Linked DNA regions of Mus musculus: region 2 is linked to region 1. Evidence: chromatin loops called from intact Hi-C (ENCODE). Cell type or tissue: left cerebral cortex. All regions are shown on one strand. Links, peaks and the distances in the headings refer to the core of each region. The heading gives the core; the rest is flanking DNA.

Region 1 (8,226 bases), core at 2,160-6,159:
ATTTTCCTCTAGGCCAAAACTGAATGACATTGGAATTCTATTTAGAAGCTATCAATGTTGATATTATTTTTAAACTCATTAAGTACAAACATTTCTCTTTCCTAAAGATTTTCTAGAAAATTCCAATTTCACATGTATCTTTCTGCTCATATTACTATCCAGTTTATCAGTTAATACTCCAAACCATTTTCAAGTAGAAGTTGAAACTACATTTTTAGTCACCAAATAATTTTAAATTAATTCTTGTTAATTCAATTTGATGTACAAAAAGAAAAACTTTTAAGTCATGAAACTGAATTAAGACACAGAATACTTAAGCAACTATGCATGTATTTACCAAAACAAATTTTTCATATGTACCAATATGCTCAAAAACATGACAATCAAAATGTTTTAAAGCTACCTAAAATCAAAATTAAAGTGACATAAAGTCAACCCATACTCTCCCACACCTCAGCATACAGCTTACTGGGTGTGAAAGCATTTCAAAGGGTGCCCTGTGTCCAGTGCAGTTCTATGCTGAGTAAATAAGAGGGCAGGAACCAAACACAAGTTCCAGTGAGAATTTTACCTGTCTTTAGAGTAAAGCCATCGTTAACTGCTGAGGTAAAAACCTCTTCACAAGAAAAATCACCTTCAAGCAAAACAGGTGGCTTTTGATAAATAACATACAGACAACCACAATTTATGAAGTTTGAAAAACTGACTACAAATACTTCATTTTATTACTATTTGGGCCTATGAACCACCTCTAAAATTAATTTCAGTAAACAAAGTGATATTCCTACACTGATTAACCATTCCCAGCATTTATTTGGTCAAAAACACTATTAGTTGCTTAGTTCAAAAAAACATAGCATTACTTAAAGATTCTTAAGTTAACAAGACTTTCATTTTCAATGACTTGGGATTTGTGGGATATTTAAAGAAAGGAAAAGATGAGTGTGGTTTAAAAAAAAAAGCTGTATCATTGTAACAGTATTTTTAGAGTTGTTTTCTTCTTAAACAGCCAGAAAGGCATGGAAATACACTGAAGATTTGTGTAAAAAGCATAAATGTAAAAATTACCAATACTGCAAATAGTAAACCCGGGAGTTTAGTTCAAATTTCAATCACTTTGGACCAAGTAACTGACTGAACTTCCCTAATTCGATATTGAAAATTAACTTGGAAGCATGGAAACGAAAACACCCTCCACTAGGTTTCTACGGCCTTAACAGTCACACGGTAACCAGTGGTTTATATTAAATCATAAAATGCACACACGAAAGCTATGCGACTCATATTCAAAACCAAGCAAAAGCTATCACAATCATGCCATGCCCTCAGAGACACTCATTCTGAACTACTAAAACTGCCTAACCCTACAGCCCTGAAAGCACTAGTAATCACAACTACCTCGAAGAGTCAGAAACTGATCTCAAACATTGTTGTCAGTGCACTGCCTAAATTTCAACTGCTCAATGGGCCCTGGTGAGACTGACTATGCAGCACACTCACACAAACAACTGTATCAACTTCTCTTAGGCAAAGAAGAGGCTGTGAAACCTGCAGCTCCTTTACTCAAGTAAACTAAGAGAACCTTACCATTCACCATACTCGTGTCAGCTCCACGTATGGAAAGCAACTGTTTGTAAATTATTGCCTTTGAAAACTCACCAACTATAAAAACATTGTTTTTCAATCAATTAAAGAAAAACATCTCAATATAAACAAAAACTTAAAAGCCAAGGTCCACCCCACGGCAACTATGCAGATAAAACCCACAATTCTTCAATGACCTCTATAAATGACTTTTAATAAAAGAAGGTAATATCCCCCAAGAATCTGCAAAATTGGAAAACGCCTATTAAAACTTCCAGGTTTATACTTCGGCAGATCTGTTTGTATAATGCACAATGTGCCGCTGGGTGACTACCATATCTATCTGAACGCCTCCAACCAAACAAAGATTAAAAAAAAATAAAATTAAAAATCTGGGTCTGAATCTACAGAAAACAAAAGACAGAGGAGAAGGGGGAAAAAAAATTTTAAAAAATCTTGCCAAGGTTCCTCCGCGGCTCAAAGGCCTTCTTGTGAAATGCTAATGCCACTTCGGAGCAGTTAGTCACCAGCTATTGTGTGGAGCTGGAGAAAGCTGAGCCGGCCGCGCGTGCAGAGCAAGCAAGGAGCTGGCGAGCGCGCTCTCCAGGCTTGCGCCGCTCCCGCTGCCGCCGCCGCCGCGCGCGCGCCCCCGCGCGGATACGCGCGCCGGCCCCTCCTCCTCTGGCCTTGCACTGCACAACACTCATGACGTATCTTTATTTCTAGCACATTAACAAAATATCACAAATAAATTGTCCGCGGACCCCGCGGCCCCGGGGCGCCCGCACCCCCGGCTGCCGCCCCCCGCAGCCCCCGCTCCGGCCTCCCAACCCTCCCCGTGGCCTTTGCAGCTTTTCCCGTTCTGGGGCCAAGTTTTTGTCTCTGTAAAAAATTGCGGGAAATTCAATTTTTATTCGACTCGGGGAAAAGTTTCTTTGCAGTGCGCTAGGAATGTCTCACCAGATTCTGGTAGGTCCTGGGGTGCTCCTTCCCGGTCCAGTCGGTGCGCCGGGGCAGCAGCTGCGGGGACAGGACGCCCGGTGAGCGCGGCCCCCGGCCCGGACCGACGCCGCTCCCCTCCCCAGTCCGCCCCGCGCCCCGCCGGGGACCCCCCGCGCCCCGCGTCCCGCGCCCCGCCGGACGCCCGAGCTTGCGCAGCGGCCCGGGGGAGGCCGTGCGGCGGCGGGACGGCGCCGGGCCGCCGCGCCCTTACCTCCTTCTCGGCCACTTCGCGGATCAGCACCTGCAACAACAAAGCGGGGACGCTGAGCCCCCGCGCCCCGGGCCGCGGCCCCGCCGCCGCCGCCGCCCTCCCCCACGCCCGCGGGCGGCCACCGCGAGCGCCCGCCCGTCCCCGCGCCGCGCGCCGCCTACCTGAGCCGCCTGCTGACAGGGTCCATCTTCCAGGAACCGGGCGATGAGGAAGTAGAGCTCTGCGCGGGAGAGAAGGACGGGGAGACACGGGCTGAGCGGCCGCGGGGGGCGGGGGCCCGCGGGCGAGTCCGCCCGGCGCGGCGGCCCCGCAGCGCCCGACTTACCCGATCGCAGCTCCGAGAGGCCTTTCCTCTCACGAGACATGTTTGCGGGTCACTTCGGGGCCGCCGGCGGGACACCCCGCCGCCGAGGGGACGCGGGGACGGTGCCGCCGCCTGCCCTGTAGCTGTCAGTGTGTGCTCACGAGCCGAGCCTCGGCTCCACCATTCAAGCAACGGCGGCGGAGGCGGAGGAGGAGGAGGAAACAACAACTCTCAGGCAGCGGCCCCGGCTGCGGCCGCCTCCGCCGGGATCCCTCCGCCGCAGAAAGGAGTCCGCGCCTTCGCGGCCCCGCACTCGCCGCCCCCGCCCCCCGCGGGAAAAGGAGTGCCTCGGCCTAGGCCCGCGCCCGCGCGGTCGTCGCTCCGCGCGCCCTGGGCCGCCACTTATTTATTTATTTCCAGCGCGAGGAGATGTCGGAGCCGAAGCGGCGGGCTGCCTGGCGGGCGCTTTCTCTAAAGAGGCCGCGGGCGGGAGGGAGAAAGGGAGGGAGGGGAGGAGGGGGCCGGCACGGCTGCGCGGAGGGATCTGACGCACACGGAGCCGCAGCACAGGCTCTATTCAGCGGCGCTGGCTGGGTTGAGATGGAAGTTAGTTTCTATGTAGCAGAAATAGGAAACAAATGAAGCAAAACTGCTCAAAGAGGGGAAATGCCGGGAGGACTGGGCTCACTCTCACGCACGCACAGAGACTCTCAGCGAGCACTCTCAAGCTGGGCCAAGTCGGGATCGCGCTGCCCTGCCCGACTTGAACGCTAGTGTTTGCTTTCAGTCTTGCCATGTGCATGTGTATAAATGCTGCGGATTGGCATCCGTGTAAGTCTTGTCCTGCGATATTTCTGCAGCCTGGGCAAGTGTTGTGTAATTTATTGGAGTGCCGTGGGTTGCAATAGAGGTTCGGGCTTTTTTTTTTTTTTTTTTTTTTTTGAGCCACTTGCGTTCTGCAAACCCGTTATTCCCCGAAGCCACCTCTGCATATTTCTTTTATTACTACCATCGCCTGAAGCGTTCGTTTAAAAAAAAAAAATGTTTTTGTTTTGATAAACGGGCAAGAGGAACTCCAGATTTGTACTTCAGCTCATCTTTTCCCCCACTTATTACAAAAAGGCTAGTGATGGCTAATTAGGGATTTGGAAGTGAAGAACCTTAAAGCTTTTTAAAGTGTTTACAAGAAGGGCTAATATAAACCTGAAGGAAAGGAAAGGGCGCTAGCTAATACTTATCTCTAACTGATATGGAGGTAAATTACTGACACGGTCGATAACCTACCGAAGGTTATTGAAAGAGTATATTACAGTTTAGCAAAGGTGATTAGTGATTAAATAATTTAAATTATCTGTGTATCTTGCAGTTGACTTCGTCATGCTAATTAATGGCTTCTAATTTACGGTGTAAACCATTCCTGTTTACAGTTAATCACGGGAAGACTTCTTAAAAACTGGCGAAAAGCAGAAACAAAAATCTTTTCGTAAATCCTAATGTAATTACTGGTTTTATATGATACATCGTTCATCTGTGTTTTGCTGATGAGGATAGGGGCCTTGTTATTTTTAAAACGAATATGGGTGAAATTAATGGAAACAATGGAAAAGGCCGTTTGTTAAAAAACAAGGACACCGAGTGATATTTATCTCCAGATGAATTAAGCACTTTCCAAAAAGACTTTGAGAGTTCAATTTTTTTAAAGGTTGGCCTTTTAAAGAGAATTAGGCTAGTCATTCTTTTGTTAATCCTTAACAAAAGATCCTCTTTGAATTTCTTAGATAATAAGCTGCATTTTATGGGTCTGATTTTAAAAGGTAATTTGTGAGGTAAGGACCAAGAAGCTGGATTGTGGTTTTCCGGGATTGTTTCCTCAAGCCCTGCACCCTCCTAGCTCCCTGCCTTCCTAGTGGGAAATGCTGCAGCCGCCTTAGGCTGTACTGCAAGAGCACTAAAACACCAGACATTCTCACACATGTGAGCACGAGGAAACCGTCTCAACCCCCTTTGGAATCATGGATGTAAAATTGCCTTTTGTAACTCAATAAAAATAAGAGGTTACCCCGATTGGTCCTAATGCTACAGTATTATAAGATCTGCCCCTAAACTGGTGTGGCTAGCCTCAGAATCTGGACATGTTTGCATTTTTAAAACGTGTAATCCTAGTCTTACAATGTTAGGTAAAGTAGCCTGCTTCTGAATAATTAGGCATAAAACATATTTTATATGCCTTTGCAATTGTATTTATTTATGTGACTAATGTTGTTTTATCTTAACTTTTTAAAATGCATTATGTCCTTCAAATAATTTAGGTACTTCATTGAGAAGGTCTTTAAATGAACAGATTTTGAGAACTAAAAATTCTACTTGAGGCTTGCTGGTTCTGCACGCAACACTAATCTAATTCTTCCTCTTAGATGTTTTGCCCTTGAGAGGTAAAAATCAAATTTTGGCAAGTAATGTAAACTGTATCTGGATAAAGTTTTGTAGGTGTTAGGAGACATGGGAGGCTAGCATGATACCATGTATGTTTTCCATGCAGAAGCCATGGGAGCTTTTTCTTGAGACTGAAAACAAAAATAAAAAACTGTTTAAGGAAAGCCTGCTTCCTTCTAAACATGTCATTACTAACATTTTGGCTAACTTTGACAATGTTTTTAGTTTCTTTTGAAAACAGTTGTAAGCTTGCCTTTAAATTAATTCCTATGGTTGTTTTTCGTAAAATATAAAGAGTGCTTGACAAAAATTAGGATTTCTCTAATTCTTTCAGTCCAAAAAATGTGTTGTTTTTAGCCCTAGTTGTTAAATTGCATCTTGCTAAGTCCATTCTTTTGACTTTTATCTTTTGAAAAAAACAAAACCAAATCACTTCGCTTTCTTTAACATCAAGCATAGAATATTTCGGTTAACTGAGATTGCTAAGTCGTTTATTGTGCATGTGTATGCAAAATGTCTATGCTTATCAAATACAAGTTCTTGTTTAGAAATCCTGTATTTTGTTCCCAAAGCAGAGGTGTGCATAGTTCTTCCCACAGTTGATTTGTTTCTCTATAAAGACAGTTTAAATTCAATCCATACCCCTTTCTAGTCCTTTATGGTTTTTATGTACTCCAAAAAATACCATTAAAAAGTACTTCTCAGTGCATTTTAATTAAGAAGCTAAAAAAAACAGAAAACAAACAAGTAAACAAACAAACAAAATCAAAGAAGAAAAGAACTCTTGAAAGCAAAAACTAATTTTTATCTGATAGTCTCTTTAGAAGGATTATAAACTTTTTCCAAGTTTCTGTGAAATTCCATACTGGATCAACTCTGCCATTTACGTCTTCTCTAGAATAAGATGGACACTAATTATAAACTTTAAAGTTCTACTACTTTTATAAAATTTGATTTCTCTCCTATAGTATGGTGTCTGACACAAAGCTAAAACTGGATTCCGGGCTGACCTTATCTGTAAGTCATGGTTCTGGACTGGTATTATGTTACCCTTATGAGGTTTAGGTGAGCAATTACATTGTTTTGTTTTGTTTTGTTTTGATACTTTGTAAGGCTGAGCAGTGAACCCAGGTTTTCTTGCTCCTGCTGTGCCAGCCAACTACAATTCAGCTATATATTCTCTGCCCATTTGCTACTTTCAGAGCAAAAAGTTTCACTCAGTGAAATAAAGCAGAAACCTATTTATTTGCCCTGAGGAACAAAATGTAGCATGCTACCATAAGGGCCTTTGGGGGGCATATTCTGCTCATCCACACTGCTGTGGCATGCTCTCCACTTCTGCGTCTTCTGCCATGCCAATCTGTTTCTTCTCACCCCCTATTGTCTCTTCAACCCGTGACTATCAAATCTGAATCTCATGAGCAGCTATAGTGTTTTGATACCTTCAGAAAGAACAGGGTCAATGTACTTTAGTAAACCACTCCATCATTTGATAACATGTTTGTTGTTGGTTTGTTTGGGTTGGGGGGGGTGTTTTGGTTTTGCTATTTAATTTTATTTAATGATTCCCCCTTACGAGATCACTGAAAACTTTTCCCATAAATTGTAGTACATTTTCTTATAATCTGTAACAAATATTAGCTAAATTCCAATAATCGTATGTTCCCTTTCTTATTTTAATGTTAGTAATTTATTCAAGCTTTTTTTTCCTCCTAATTAAGTAACCCCTGTAGTTTACAATTGTTGCATGTTAGTTTGTAAAAGAAATACATACTTTCATGGATAAATCCATATACATTGTTTAAAACCACTTTATGACTTTAACAGTACAGTTAGATATTACAGAAGAAAAACAGTTTTAGAACATATTCCTCCCAGATCCAGAGCAGCACAGTAGATGACTTAGAAAAAGGCTGTTCCAGAGGAGAGAACACATACAGAAGTCTGCAGGCATGTATTATCCTAGCAAGGTGTTTGATGGACAGGGAGGGGGCTGGACTCAGAGAGAACACTGGAAAAGGAAGGTGGATGGAGAGGAGGATGCCCAGGCTCCGGAAAGTTGCTGCTGGTGGTATTTTAAATAAAATATAGTATTATTGGTGTGATTTTTTTTAAAGACAGGATTTCAGGACCAGAGTTAAGAAATCTCTTGTATTTATAAATACTTAATTCCTAAACTTCAAGACCCCCAAGTAATGAAAATCAACTTTGGGGAGAAGGGAGGGAGGCTTATCCAACAAATATTGAGAAATGTCTTCATAAGAAAAATACTAGGAACCAAAGACACCAAAGTTGACCTGTTGGTGAGGAAGGAAAACCGTTCAAAGGAATAAGACCTAAGCTTTCAGATTGCCAGTAGAAGTCAAGTCTAACTCAAAATTGAGAATTAATTTTAGTTTTTAGTGAAGTTTAAAGAGATGACATTAGATTTAACCCATTCGGTTAATCAAAAATATTCTCCCCAATTTCAGAATTAGAAAATAGGAGGCCTATTATAGAGTATTTGCAGGTTGTTTTTGTTTTCATACGTGTGCCTATTTTGCAAGGCCTCCTCCCCTGACCCTTGTTGCTTTCTCCTACTGAAACGTTACTGGCCAGCCAGCACTAGGCTGTCCATCATACACCTACAGAGTAATACCAACATTATCCTATTGAGATATGTGTGCTGAAGTTTATGAAAAGCTTATAATTA
Region 2 (8,226 bases), core at 2,606-6,605, 350 kb after region 1:
GCACAACATTTTCCAGCTGCATTAAGAAGCTGAATTATCTCACAGAAGATAACAAAAGACAGGAATTACCCAACCGTCTAGAGAAGTAAATATATTCAGAGGATCTATATATGTGTGTGCATGTGTGTGAGCATGCCCATGAGTGTTTGTGTGTGTGCATATTTGTATGGAATGCAAACTAATACACCATAAAATACTGCATCGCTGTCTCATCAGCAAGAGGCCGGTTAAGCCCAGTGCCCATCACAAACTTCAGACCTCCACAGAGGCAGCTGTGGAGTCAATCCTTTAAAGGTGCTCTGCTGGTCAGAGCACACTGCTCGTGTTTCCTTGGGCAAACAATGTTGCTTGACTAAACCTGCCACCCAGGAAGGAGGTAAACATGAAACCTGCAAGGGGAGAAGCAAACAATTAAGGGCAGTAATAAAAACTGTCACAAAGGCCTGCTAGCACGTGTCTGCCTCTATATGGGTCTCCAAGTGGACAGAACACATAGGGAAGGTAAACCTGCAGAAGGAGGTGTGTTTAGGGCACTGTTCTGTGTGGTGAGAGAGGTCAAAAGGTGCCAAAATACACTATCCATAGGCTAGAGACCCAGGGTTGTCAATGCAATGGTAGGAGCTGATGTGAGTTGTGGTATCCGAAGGTCAGAGGCTCGGAGCTCTCAGGGGAACTTCAGATGGAAATGAGGAAAATGTTGTTCCCTTATGACGTTCCTGTTCTATTAAGGCCATCGGTGGATTTGATGTTGCTGCCTGATAGAAAAGGTCTGCAGCTCACTAACTCAAGTGCTAGTGCCTTCTAGACAAATCACTGAAGGACTCATAGACATGGCCTCACGGGCAATATTTCAGTTTCTCTCTCTCTCCCTTCCTGCCTCCTCCCTATCCCTCTTTCCCTTTCTCCATTTCCCCCAAAGTTTCATAAGTATGCTCTCATATACACGTGCATACACTCATAAGCACACATGCACTCATCTACTTACAAGCACACACAGACCCTCACAAGTATAATCTCATACATACACACACACACACACACACACACACACACACGAGTACCTTATAGACATAGCCTCATGGGTATCAAAAAGTAGCTTTACTTTAACTCTGTCATATTGTGACATAAAATTAACCACCTGTACTCTCTTTTGTGTGTCCTACTATAATGCAGCTGCTTTCTAGACAGTATTTTTATCTCTGACTAGAAAAGGAAGTCTCATTTTTAGAACATCTGAGGTATTTGGTTCTTCCACATTATCAGCAACAGACTGCTGTGGTTTAGAGCCTATTACAAGCCTAGGGCCTGCTGTACTGGCTGGCCTCTTGGTATAGCTAAATCTGTCATATGAATGTACAGAACAAAGACATGTTTATAGCTCTGCCTGTTCTAGTCACACAGCCCCTTACCAGCAGTAAGGAGTCTGCTTCCTTATAACTTGGATGGTTTTTATAAGAGATGTTCCCAACCACAGGGCCAAAAAAACAGATGCCACTGAGAATCTTTATGTAATAATTGTTCCAGTAATTACTATCAGGGCATCTCAGAGAAAAATTTCCTGGTTACTTTATTCCACATATATAAGTAGATATGAGGTAATCTTTTAGAAGAAGCTTATATTTAGTCGACAGGGCACCTCGGAACCATGCCTGTCATATGGGTCTTTTTATTCCTATGTAAGACAACACAAAGGCAAAACAGCCTCTTTCAGGTCTCACAGTTCTGACAAAGCCAAGCCTAGAGTACAAGCTTGGTCTTCTGCATTCAGGCTTTATACATGAATCTAGCAAGCATCCTCCTTTTCATTTCAATAACTAAAACTTCTTTGGTAATATTACTATATTTACCAGTCCATCTGCCAAAGGCATTACGGACACTTGCTCATGTAACCTTAAAGTCACCCTCTAAGAAATAAGTATTATCACTTGCTATCCTAGGGCTGAAGAGGTCAAGCATAAAGAAATAAATATGGCACCTGGGTTGATTTGCTAAAAAGTGTCCTAGTCAGAACTTGAAACCATGTCTGACAAAAGCATCTGCTGATACTTCTTATCCTCTGTAGCTCTCTTGCATCCAAATTTCATGTGCCTTGAAATGGAGAGAGAGAGAGAGAGAGAGAGAGAGACAGTAGACCTCAAGTCCCAGAAAAGGAAACTGAATTACTTGCGAATCAATGTGTGCTTTGGATAATGGCCTACATATTAAAGTGAGAATTAGAAATGAAAACCACTTCATCGTAAAATAAAAATGGACTCTTGTCCCAGTAGCTCTATTACTAATTTTGCTTCTCCGATCTAATTTTTGTCACAAACGTGCTTATTTTGAATCTAATCCAGTCGAAGCAAGCTTATAATTAAAGTGGCATTTACTCCGATGGACGTTTTTTCATACTGATTAGATGGGAATGTCTGGAGTAGAGGAGGTCCCTTGGGATCCTGGTACATCCAGTGTCTTGATCACATGGTAGAAATGGGCAGCTGGACTGCCCCTTGGGGAGAAGATAGCATGAGTCACAGGCATTTTCAGATGGAGAGCCACAACAGAAACCTGGGAGCTGAGCTCTCTAAGGGATGCTCCTTGCTGGGAGATTCTGTATCAGTTGATTGTGGGAAGAAACAAAGGAATGAATGAATGAAAGAGCACATGGCAAGTTTCGATGACTCTCACACAACATGTGCACACATCTGTAAATGTTAGCATTAAAGCACTTGACATCAGTTGTGGTTTCTAAGCTATTTAGCTCGGATCATTTTATTTATTTTTAAGAACTACAGGACCCCAAATAGTAAAGTTTAAAAACAATGCCCTAATGATATCAACTAATAGAAGTTCATAAATAATTTCTTACCGTTTCAATGAGTAACACTTACCAGGCTATGTAGCTGATGTTCAAATAACCACTACCGTACTTAGACATCCTGCCTCAAAAAAAGTATTCTCAATTTCTGTTTTCCTATCATGGTGCCCAGTATTTGAAATAATAATTCTATGTCTTGCTACTCATATTAATAATAATTAAAATAACATAATGTGCTTGACATCAATTGGCTGGGGAAGTGGCAGAAAAACCAATCACTTCTTTGTAAGATAAACCAGTCCACATACGTCAAACAATGTCAACATCAACACCAGAATATACTTATGATGAAGCAGTTGGGGGTCATTGTTCTCGATTTAATGAAGATATTTTGTTGGCCATGAAGTCCTAGGACATGCTATGTGAAAACTAGTTTCCCAGTATATTCAGAACTCTGTGAATCCTGCAAAAACTATAAAGGATTACGTTTTTTTTAATAATAAGTGAATATTCACTTTCATTTATTACTTCAAATTAGAATATCATGTAGGGAATTAAAGGATTTTCTCTAATCCCCATCCCTCTTTTTATTCCAGTATTGCAGCCTGATTATAAAACTTGGGATTCGGTGCCTATGGTGAGTCTAAATATGGATTAAGCCATTAAGAATCCCCCGCTTGTAATATACTACTACTTTATATAAAGAATGACCCCAATCATAGATTCTTACAGGTATTTAGACGAGAATTTAAGACTACAGGGAAAAGCAGTGACTTTGTCCCACCACAAACAAATCAATCTGTGATTTGTGAATTGAGACTTCCCCAGAGAGATTTAGGCAATTAAGAATTGGAAGCCCTTAATTAGAGGGGAAAAGACTTTCAGCTATGGTGGATGGAGAAATGGGTGAGTTCCAGAAGGGTGCTCGGTGCTTCAAGAGTGGGGTACTTGAAACAATGTAACTTCTAAAGCAGTGTGGAACAGCTTATTACGAAACTTTAATCATAACCACAGCTTCCTGGAGTTTGCTCCTCTTGTACTCTGATCTCAGTGGCTGGTTTCTTTGGCTGTGGTTTTGATGGAGTCTTTGAGTAAATGGCCCCCTCTTTCCCCCAGTGGCACTAAACGGGGCATTGCAGACACAACACCTTCCAGACCTTACACTGGGTTTTGCCATAAGGATAGCTTTTGTAATCCACCATAAGCAAAGGAAAATGACTTCTACACGCCTCTGCAAGAATTCATTCCACATGAGCTCTCCCATGTTGACTGAGGGGTTTTATGACACACTTTTCTATATAGAATGGCCTCTAAATCCCAAATCCTTCCTGTTTTTAAACATTGGAGTTTGAATTTTTCCAAACAACTATCCAAATTTTAACCTCCAGTTTAATTTTTTTAAATGTCACTGTGAGTTCCTTGATTGCACTATAAGTCTACAGGTACTGAACACGGTATGAACACAAGGCCCTCAATCAAGACGGGGTCACCGTGAAGCAGGTATAATTTGTGGTTTGGAATTTAGCAAGCAAATAAATAAGAAAAAACGGGAAAGTAAGACAACACTAGGTATTTCAATGTGAAGACTTCAAATTAAAGACTGTACTTGGCATACTCGTGATGTATTTAATTATAAATATAAACCCAAAAGTAAAGCTGAATGAGTGTGTCTGGAAGAGTTAATTTGTGGCAAAGCAAAAATTAACATTTTTTCCAAAGTAATCCAGAAAATAGAATAAATCTAAATATCCTAGGCTAAAAGCAAAATTCTCTGTGGTCTACCGGAAGATAAAGGTGAGCTGATATTTCCAGCGTATGTATCATGTTTCCAGCCTTTCTCTACCCCCTGGATGCCTCTCCAATAGCTTTCTAAAGTGATCAAGAACTGCTACAGGCTTGCCTAAGTTTATTTCCCTGACATTCTTATTTTATGTGTTACACTGCAGGCATCTTGCCTACTTTCTTGCCTACAGGGAATAATTTTTATCTAAGTGTTAACATTAGTGACTTGAGCATAGTATTTCCTGAATATTTTTATCCCCCTATTTTAAAAGGTCATCCATTACCTTGATGCTGTTTCCTGAACTGGTGTTTTTCATGCTGTTTGCAATAATTTTCAGAAGGCAAAAATCTTAAAGGCATACAAGGATGCTTCCTTGAAACAGAATTTTCAAAGAGCTGTTTCTTGGAGCTGTTGCTGGGGGTTTAAAACGAGAATGTTCTACCCGGGAAAGCCTGCGATGTGTGAATAGGACATATTTTACCACTGTGGGTATGTTCAAATTTCCCCCAAATATTTTTGTCTTCTTTTCATTCCTTTTCTTACATTTCATAAGAAATTATTTATGTACTCCGATTTTTTATTTTTTTATTGTTCCTTGCTGTCAGCGCACATAAATATATGATTTCAGGATGCTTTCTGGTTGGACTCCTGAGAGATTGCAACATCAAACAGGTTTATTTAGGCCTGTGCTAAGCAGAACCGCAGGAAGCTAGCAAAGGCTGTTAGCAGAAGCCAAGAGGAAATCTTTAAAAACGTGATGAGCTATGTCACACTCACAGAGGACACAAAGAAATTGCATTTTTTGCACCTCCACAGATAGCCTCAGTAGGTAGCAGGATGCTGGGAAGCCAAGTACTTAAGGAGGATCCATGCCGCAGCACAGAGGGAGAGAGATGCCTGGGCTGCCCAGCCCGCATCACCAATGACAGAGTAGGAACACCGCCCCCAGCCTCAAGCTGTTCCTGCAGCTTGGGAACTCCGCAAAGCTAGCTGTGGGGAAGAGGTGTGTGTGTGTGTGTGTGTGTGTGTGTGTGTGTGTGTGTGTGTGTGTGTGTGTGTGTGTGTGTTTAAACTGAAGAGAGATGCCACCCTTTAGTTCATGGGTATTGTAGTTATTAGATCCAAAGACAAACTCAGCTGCTATTTTTAAAAAAGGAAGAAGAAAGAAAGAAAGGAAGGAAAAAAGAAAGAAAAGAAAAGAAAAAGAGAATTGCTTCAGGGTTAGTCCTTCCCCCTGATAGCTGTTCACACTGATTTGCTGCATAGATTGATTGCTTTTGGCATTTGCACCCTTCCTGAACAACGGGGAAAGAAAATCCAGTGTCTGGGCCAAATTCAAGAATGATGAATGAATGTGGAAGACACATTCGGTGTCATGCTGAGTTGCGATGGATAACAGCACTTAAAAGTAGTAACAGCTGGATTTTAGTTTTTAAAATTAGGACTGTGTTATTAATGGGGGAATTGGGATGCAGGGAGTCTGCAAGGCAGATTAAACGCTTATCTGAAATGAACGGGCTTTATGCTCTGTCTTGGGAGGGTGGCAGGCAGGTGGATGTGAGGGGAGGCTCTGGCCCTACCCGAGGACTTTTACTGAACCAAACCACGGCTCTCTGCTGTATCCCACCACTGGGGCATGCTAACTGGAGCAGCATAAAATGGCTTTTGTATTTATTGTGGGGATTTTGAAAGTGTATTGTCTAATAAATCTCACACTGTCTTCATGAAGATATCAAGGAGATATTCCACACAGACTTTAGGGACAGGGAAAGCTATGTTCTCCAGAGAACTGATGCTATTTCTCCTTTATAGACACTGAATCTTGTGACTGGCAGGGTTTTCTGCTGGCTGAGCCCTAGTGAAGCAATTGGTTGAATGTAAAGTCAGACTAAGACCTCCAGGGGATATTGGTACTTAATGCTTTTGTCGATGGCTTAATTTGCTGTCTTATTTTTACTTCAAGTTTAGTTTTACGTCTTTTTTATCTTTTAATAAGTATTTTATTTTATATGGATATAGATACTAAATTTATCTACTTTTAGTATGATATGTATATGGGTGCTATCAAAATAGGAACTATTTTCTTTTGGGGGAGGGGCAGAATCTTGGGATCTTATTTATTCCAAGCTAGTCTCAAATTCTATATATATAAGTAGCTGAGGATAACCTGGATCTCATGAGTGCCCTACCTCATATATTTTCTTTTAAATAGTGAATTGTTATTTAGAAATATACTAATGTAGTAGAGTAATTATTAGGCAAACTTTATTGATTTTAAAGAGATGCACATAGAAGCACAGATGGAAATATAATGACACGGGGCTGTGGTCTGCGTTTAAATATCTCTTGAACAACAAGAAAGACAGGTGAAAATGGGAAGATTTAGGGGACTGGGAAAATCTCAGTGGGTTTCACTTTACCATTTCACTAACTTCTGCATGCATTAGAATTTTAATTAGTGTCTGTCTCTCTTCTTGACTTCCACAGGAGGACACAAAACTCATTCTTAACTTGACAATTCAATTTCCGTCAGAAAATACGTTATTTGTTAGTTGCTCATCTATTGTTCTGAAAGTGGCTTGGCTGTTTGATTTTCCTCCCCTTTCCTTCTTAGTTGCCATGTTAGGTCATAAACTCTAGGACAGACTGGGAGCAGCAAGTCTGCAATGGGAGGCTGAGCAAGGTGTGCAAGGTGCGAGCAGAGGGGCCCATGGATGTGACTCTCCTCTGCTGCCCGTCACCTCTGGACTTCTATTGCTCTCCACCAGAGCCAGACTCCGGAATTCAGGCCTGAGCGCCTCACACTCGCACATTTTCATGTACACACACACACTCACACAAACAAATTTTATTTTATATAACTATATAATATGTAATTTTGTTTTGTATATGTGTGTGTGTATGTATATGTATATGTAATTACACTTTTACAAATGCCGTTGATACTCCTGAGTTCGATTATATATGCATTATAATATATATATATGTATATACATATATACATATATATATATTATAATTACACTTTTACAAATGCCGTTGATACTCCTGAGTTCGATTACTCTCGGACTCCATGTGTTTCTAGTAATTTTGCTTGCCAAGACTTATGATTTGAACAGAGTTTGAGTACTAAAAAAAGAGCGAATTGATAAAATTATAGAGTTTGAAAAGTCTGTTGTGGCTACTAAGCTGTCTGCCATGAGAAACGGTTTCAGAGAGTATTGTCTGACAACTGGTGGAAACAAAGTAGTAAAATAACATCTGCTCTCTCCCCATCTCACACTGATTCGGCGGCTGGAGAAGGGTGGGAGTGGTGTGTGCGCCCTGGCCCGTGTTTTATGCCTGGAGGAGCACCAGGGGCCTCATGTCTCCAAGTGATGCCATGAAACACTCAAGCTTTATTCTTCTGGTCCTGGCACTTTACTCCAGCACACCAGGTGGTCAAGAAGTATCTGCAATGAAACTAAATAAAAAATAAACTAGAACATTTTTTTTTCAAAATTGTCTTTAAAGAATTCCGACTGTGAACCTCAACTGTGGTATGAATCCTTAGGCTACTGAAAATGCTGGTGTTGTTTTTGGTGTTATCCGAGGCCACCAACTTTCCATTTCCACAGTCCACATTCGGTGTGTAATGTTGAAGGAC

What was found. Hi-C counts contacts between places; a loop is a spot of excess contacts. Peaks named below come from ENCODE experiments on the same cell type or tissue, not always from the same donor. Only the 100,000 strongest peaks of a DNase experiment are listed, where the experiment ranks them.
Region 2: a loop joins it to region 1, with 5 times the contacts of the local background. A loop is called at or near these places in 5 of 42 quality-filtered maps.

The regions. Positions count from the first base shown.
Region 1 is chr9:82,972,130-82,980,355 of GRCm38, forward strand. It overlaps Phip (pleckstrin homology domain interacting protein), which reads right to left and starts at 3,360. Exons shown (of 40, transcript NM_001081216.1): 1 at 3,123-3,360; 2 at 2,959-3,017; 3 at 2,798-2,827; 4 at 2,545-2,604. The coding sequence starts at 3,162. In left cerebral cortex, for the core only: a CTCF peak has its summit at 3,857; DNase peaks (open chromatin) are centred at 2,182, 2,485, 3,382, 3,685 and 2 more places; H3K4me3 peaks cover 2,950 bases; H3K27ac peaks cover 2,750 bases.
Region 2 is chr9:83,320,720-83,328,945 of GRCm38, forward strand. Gm46122 (a long non-coding RNA gene) reads left to right here. Exons shown (of 2, transcript XR_001779247.2): 2 at 3,394-8,081. Among named protein-coding and RNA genes, the nearest start is that of Gm46122, 8.1 kb to the left of the region's middle. In left cerebral cortex, for the core only: no CTCF peak of the experiment used is centred there; DNase peaks (open chromatin) are centred at 4,750, 5,038, 5,489, 5,957 and 1 more place; H3K27ac peaks cover 2,249 bases.